Linked DNA regions of Mus musculus: region 1 is linked to region 2. A link is a contact called in ENCODE Hi-C or POLR2A ChIA-PET data. All regions are on one chromosome and are shown on one strand. Each heading gives the region's core, a stretch centred on a gene start or an enhancer-like site at or near the end of the contact. The rest is flanking DNA. Distances are from core to core; before and after follow the strand shown. Region 1 overlaps Cd9 (CD9 antigen). Region 2 has its middle 4.5 kb from the start of Gm32673.

Region 1 (3,486 bases), core at 602-3,101, 41 kb before region 2:
AGGGTGGCCAACCTCAGACCTGCCAAAGTGTGTAGCTGACTTTTCAGGCAACCTTTTTTTTGTTCAGGTTTCCTGACGTGAGACCACAGCTCGTACAGTCAAGAAAGGGTGTGTAGTGAGGCAGAAATGCAAGACTTAGCAGAACAGCTGATACCTTCCTTACCCATAGAAGGGCTTTCTCTCCAGGTCAGCCCTGGTACATTCATCCTGTCAGCAGGACACAGTCCCAGGCTTACCAACATGTCAGACATGTCACAGAACTACATTTCCCAGCCCCGGGGCCCACAGCTCTTAACTTGGTGTCCTTCTAGAACCATGGCCAGAGTGAAGGAATTTAGGGGGTGTGGCCACAGGCCATGAGTGTCCATCCCAAGTGCTTGGGACATTCTGGGTATATGTCCTCAGTAAGGTGGCCTCCCTGCACTGGGTACGTCTGCCATGGAGGATTGTCCATTTCCCACCTGAATCCGGCACGGCAGACGTGGGACCCACACTTCTCTGAGGGTGCCATGCTCAGCATATACCAGTGACTCTTCTGAATGAGAGTAACCGGCCGTGGGAGGGAGAGAAGGCAGGAATGAGCTGGGGTGGGGGAGGGAGTAGAGTGGGGGCCAGGTGTTTGGGGATAATGAACCAAATGGTCGGCGGGAAATGCTTATGACTTAGATAGAGCTGGGCCTCCAGGGAAGGCTTTTGTGTCCTCGCTAGTCGGGGCTCAGAGCCCAATACACAGGTGGGACAGAGCACCCCACTTCCTGTGCAAAGGGCACCCTGACATATGCTACGCCACCCCATTTAAATAGACCTATAATGTCAGCCCAAGAGAAAAAAAAAAACTGTATAATAAACAGCCCTTAAGCAATTTAGCGTGGAGATCCTGATGAAGGCCCTCTGACGAATATATTTTTCCATGAGTCAGACAGAAAGCTAACATTCACTCCTTTTATAAAAGGGAACGCTTTGTCGTTTAACACTGCCAGCCCTTGCTAACAAGGGCCGGGTGTGGGGCTGTGAGCTGCCGCTTTCCCAAAAGGAAGCAAGAGACGGTTCTTTTCTAAAGCAGGCCAAGAGGTGGGGCGGAGCTCCGAGCTGGAGCTCAGAAGTGAAGACCAGCCTCACCGTCAGGAAGCCCTGGGTTTGAGCTCTATCTAGCCCTTCTTTACACATCTGTAAAGATACAATAGGAGGCTCGCATTGAGTCCATGACTCACTAGGGTTGGGAGACCAGCTTCCAGATGAGCCATTTCTATAGCTTACCTGCCAGGGTTGCTGTCTTCTTGCTCCTGACTAGAGAAGGCTAAACAGAGACACTTCCAGAGCTGCAGCTATCTGAACAAGAGTTAAAGCCAACAGACATTTAGTTTAAAATCTTTCTGGGGTTGATCTGTCATATGAACCAAGAGGCCCACTAGGGAAACATTCTCTCTCTGTGAGAACTGCCCCCTCCTTCAAGGCTCTTGGTTCCCAGGCTGCCCTGGCCTTACCAGGGTGTCCAAGCTCCCATACCGGGGTGTGGACTATATTTGTTTGCATTTGACTCTATCTCATGTTTTTATGTCTTGCCCTGATCCGACAGTCAGAAACCACGGCTGTACTTCTGCCACAGTCAGTGGTGTCCCCTTGGCAGCTGGCGTTCCTCCCCAGGGGCCGTGCACGGAACTGCACTGCCTCCCATGTTCAGGCCCCACTACGTTGGCTGGCCAGGGAGATGACTTGAGGACAAGCTGCGTTTGTCCCCTTGCCCAGTCTAGGCCAGGCATGCACAGAAACAATACCCATATTCATGCACTGTGGGGTTTTCCAGTAACCCCACGTGACTTCACGTCACAACGGCGATAGGAGGAGGCGAGAGAGGCACAAATGCCCACTGTGTGTGCTCTGCTCTGGGCTGCCTATGAGCATCAGCTGCAGGCCAATCTCACGGTCTCTGCCTGCAGAGTCCCGCCCTACGCTGGATGCTGCAGATGGGGGACGACGGTGAGGTCACTGTGGCACCTGCCAAAAGTCCTTGTCACGTAATGTGCTGTGTTCTGTGAGGAGGCATATCTCCCACTCTTGTTTTTTTCACCTATCTGAAGAAGTCTCTCTGACCCTAGTGGGAGAATAGGGAGAGAGTGTCAAGTACATAAAAATCACATGGGTTTTTGCAGTGGTTACCTAGGCCTTATAGTGTTGGGATTAATAACAGTTGCCGTGTGTGTGTGTGTGTGTGTGTGTGTGTGTGTGTGTGTGTGTGTGTTTGTGAATGTGTGTACTACCTCATTACACACGTCACAACAGTTCCAGGAGACTGCACTGTTGTCATCCCTCTTTCTGTGGTACTAAAGATTGAACCCGGTGCCTCTATGTGTGCCTCAAGCCCCCAGTCATTTAAATCTATGTATGCACATGTGGGAGCCAGAAGGAATGCTGGGTGTCTCTTGTGCTCTCCAGATCATTGAGGCCCAGTCTCTCACTGAACCTGAAGTTCTTTTTTTTCAGCTAAGCTGACCAGCCAGCCAGCTATCTCCTGGGATCTGACTGGCTCCACTTCCCAGGGCTGGCACACACGTATAACCTGGCTTTTTTTTTATGTGGGTGTGGGTTCTGGGATCTCAGACTTGGGTCATCATGGATGGGTGCATAGCAAACATTCTTAGTGAGCCATCTCTCAACCCCAATCACCCTGTGTTTTATTTTAAAAAACAAACAAGTTGCCATTTCTTCTTTTCTTTTTCTAAGACAGGGTTACTACGTACCCTGGCTGCCTTGGAACTCACTATGTAAAACAAGCTGACCAAGAACTCACAGAGATCCATCTGCCTCTGTGTATTGGGATTAAAGTTGTGTTAGCTGGCCATAGTGACTCACACATTTAATCTTAGCATTTGGGAGGCAGAGAGAGGCAGGTGGATCTCTGTGAGCTCTAGGACAGTCAGAGCCATATAGTGATACCCTTTCTATCTTGGAGGGAAAAAGAGGAAGGAAGGAAAAGAGAAAGTAAAGGGTATACTACCACACCTGGGAGAGGTGCACATCTTTTTTGGTTTTTCGAGACAGGGTTTCTCCATATCGCCCTGGCTGTCCTGGAACTCACTCTGTAGACCTGGCTTGGCCTCGAACTCAGGAATCTGCCTGCCTTTGCCTCCCGAGTGCTGGGATTAAAGGCATGTGCCACCACTGCCCAGCTGAGGTGTACATTTTTAAGCCCAGCACTTGGGAGGCAGAAGCAGGCAGCTCTGAGCTTCTGGCCAGGCCATTACACATGGTGTTTCAGGCCAGCCAGAGCTTACTTGAAGAGACAGTGTCTCACTATCTATCCACCCTAAAGCAATTTTTTTCATAAATACGTTTCTCTGGGATTACAGAACTGGCTTTCAAAGCTAAGCTTTCTGGGCTTTAAAGCTGGGGCTCCTGCCATGTCACTGTGCCCTTCCCAAGGTTGGCTAGAGCATGGTAGCAAGACGGGAGGTACTGGGGCTGAAGAAGTGGCCAGGGGCGAGAGTG
Region 2 (3,025 bases), core at 112-2,611:
ACACAGGCATTCAGGATCCCATAGTGTAGCCCCAAGTCTCTGTCGGGGTGAGCTTTTAAGCACACACACACACACACACACACACACACACACACACACACACACACTTGTCCTGGGTTGACACACTTCAGTTAGCAAGAACAGTTAGCCAGAAGCAGAACTACAGCCACCCAAAAGCCGGGTGAGCACATTTAGAGACGTTCCCATGACTATGGACTTTGATGGATTAGGTCTTTGTTTACGGTTTTGGCAGGTGATGCTGTCTACGTGCTGAGTGAATGGCTCTTCCAATATGGAGTCAGTTATGCTACAGTCTGGAGCCTGTTACACTGGCCCTCCTGATTCTACCACCCAATTGCTTGGTTTACAGACAGACATCACACCCACTCAAAAGTTACTCTCTGAGCTCAGACTTCCTCAGCTACCATATGGGAACAATAATAGTACGTATGCCCCAGTGTCCTGTGAAAACTGTCTGAGATAATTAATTCCTGTAGAGCCACTGGGACAACAGCTAGTTTACAGGAGGTGCCCTGTAAAGTACATGTGTATACATGCACAGAGATCTATATGATTCATGTATTTTAATTATAACTTTCTATCTAAAAGTATACATATATAATAATATGGACATTACTATATATATACAATGTTAGGTGTTCTGTGCTAGACATTACTTCCAAGTTCCTCTTGAGTGGGAGGCCGATAGCTCCTGGGCATCTGGGAGTTACCTCTTCCCAGGGATGGTGACTCATTGGGAGGCCCTCCCAGAATCAACCAAATCTTCCAATTTACCATCCACACTGGCTGAGCTAGTCTCAAGCCCTGTTCTAAATCTGTAGCTAGAAGCCAAGGGAAAGGGCTAGGGGCATGGGAGCGCGGGGGTGGGGGTGGGGGGGTGGGGGTGGGGGTGGGGTGTCTGTTCTTTCTGACTTTAAGCAGAGGGAGAACACTCTTGGGGATCCAGAGGAACTGGCCAGGCTCCATGGCTCCCCAAGTGGAGAATAGTGGCAAATTTTCCTCCGTGATGTCCCTCCTGCTGCCCAGTCCTAGCACATCCCATGCCAGCCCCGGGGCCCTGAAGCCCTGGAACTTGGGCAGGGAAGCAATCCCTGGCCCTGTGGAGAGAGGGGTCACACGCCCGCGGGAAGCCCACCACTCCAGAGGGCTGGCCATATTGCCCCCAGGCAGCAAGGAAGGCCTGAGCTCCTGCAGAGCTGCAGGTCCATACCAGAGGGTGACTCGGGCGGGAGCCCGCGGGCAGGGCGCGGCCGAGCGGGCAGCAGGACCCAATGGACGCCGGAAGCCTCGGAGGCTGACTCATCCTCCTGCCTCCGACAGTCACCGCAGCTTCCACGGCCACACAGAGCGCCCCAAAGGGGATGCGCCCCCTGGAGGCCACATCAGAAAGCGCAACCTGGGACCCTGGTTCCAAGTTAGATCTCTATTTAGATAAATTTGAGGTTCAAAGGAAGGAGGCAAGCACAAACACTTCCTTATCAGTTGGTTTTCATCTCTTTCGAGCCCTCTGTGGAGGCGTGACACCAAATATGAGCATGTGAGCACCTAGTAGGCTCACAATTCGGGCGCAAGTGGATTGCTGGCCTGGTCCCAACCTAATGCAGCCTAATTGTCACCCCTCAGACTCATTTCTCCTTTTGGTCTTAAGACAGCAGAGAATTCATTGACAAACCAGTGACACCCCCCCCCCCCAGCTGATGAAAATGGACAACGTTTACCCAATACCATTGTGCAGAGAGTTTGCATACGTTATTTAATGCCCTTAATCTCTAAAGGAAGTAGATATTATTACCCTGCCTGTTTTCAGGAACTAAATGAAGATTTAAGCGATGGCACTACCGCTATTTGTAGTTTGTTTCTTGGTTTATGGTGGATTTTTTTATGTTATTGTTGTTGTTATTTTTGAGACAGGGTTTCTCTGTGTGACAGCCCTGCTGAAATGGAACTTGCTTTGTAGACCAGGCTGGCCTTGAACTCACAGAGATCACAGTGCTGGGTAAAGGAGTGAGTCACCATGCCCAGTACACACTCAGTTGTGTAAGCAACACTTTCATTTAATTCCACAATAATGTGGAGTGTAGGGATCATTTCCCACGGACAGGTCAGCTAACAGGAAATGAAGGTTCGTTTCTCAAGGTCTTACAGCTCCAATTCTCAGATATAAATCCCTCATTTCTTTCCAACTCCGTGGTCCCCTCCATTCCATCCCACCTCGGCCCTCCCTTGAGGAATAAAAGTGACTCACTCAACCCCACCTGTAGGCTCCAGCAGCTATGAGTCACTAACCCACCCTTTGGGTAGCAGTGACATCCATAACAAACCTAAGCACCTCCCACTTCCCTAGCCCCACCCCCTCCACCCACCCCACTGGCCCCTAGGAAGCGAGAGGCTGGTGAGTGGTTTCTGGTTTCCCACACACTGTCTTTTCAGTGCCCAGGAGGGTGACTGTCTTGAGATTCAATGACCGGTTTGAGCTCCTGTACACGCAAGGAGCCCAGATGTCCTAAACAACCGTCGTAGGCATAGCGGGGAAACCTATGATCGCACCACCACAGAGTAGCCTGAGGCAGGATTGCAGATGCTAAAGCAGCATAAACTACACAGCAAAGAGCCTGGATTACTGAGCTTGCCTGCAGGAGAAAAGAGCTTCAAACCTGATGCGACCGCCCCATGCCGCATCTCTGGGGCGAGAGAGGACTTCAGGAAGGGGTCTGTTAGCGTTCTGTCTAAGCTCCGCCCCACAGTTACCTGTCAATAGCCAGGTAGGCCTGACCCACTGCTTGCCCCTTTCTCCCTCCTTGTTCCTCTCTTGCTACCTTGTTCTTCCCTTCCCCATCTCTCCATGTGCTCATGGCCAGCCTCTACTCTTCTATTCTCCCTCTCTCTGCCTTTCTCTGCCTCTACTACCCTCTTAACTCCCCTCCCCATACCCTGAATAAACTCTATTCTATACTATACCTTTGTGTGGCTGGTCCCTCGGGGAAGGGGATGCCTCAGCATGGGC

The links. Hi-C counts contacts between places; a loop is a spot of excess contacts on that map. ChIA-PET counts read pairs that join two places held with the same protein, here RNA polymerase II (POLR2A).
Region 1: a map of heart shows a loop between it and region 2 (2.2-fold over the local background). The contact joins two enhancer-like sites. A Hi-C loop is called at or near these places in 6 of 37 maps with a recorded cell type or tissue (CH12.LX, T-helper 17 cell, gastrocnemius and 3 more). POLR2A ChIA-PET finds 5 or more read pairs at or near these places in 5 of 5 experiments (Patski and embryonic stem cell).

What each region holds. Positions count from the first base shown.
Region 1 is chr6:125,465,816-125,469,301 of GRCm38, reverse strand. The region is part of intron 2 of Cd9 (CD9 antigen); the gene reads left to right. Among named protein-coding and RNA genes, the nearest start is that of Gm28809, 7.3 kb to the left of the region's middle. Within about 2 kb of position 1,851, at least 1 of the 3 ENCODE cell types and tissues checked has a DNase peak (open chromatin) inside an H3K27ac peak, as active enhancers do; it is heart, where a contact is called at or near this core.
Region 2 is chr6:125,424,872-125,427,896 of GRCm38, reverse strand. No RefSeq gene overlaps it. Among named protein-coding and RNA genes, the nearest start is that of Gm32673, 4.5 kb to the left of the region's middle. Within about 2 kb of position 1,361, at least 1 of the 3 ENCODE cell types and tissues checked has a DNase peak (open chromatin) inside an H3K27ac peak, as active enhancers do; it is heart, where a contact is called at or near this core.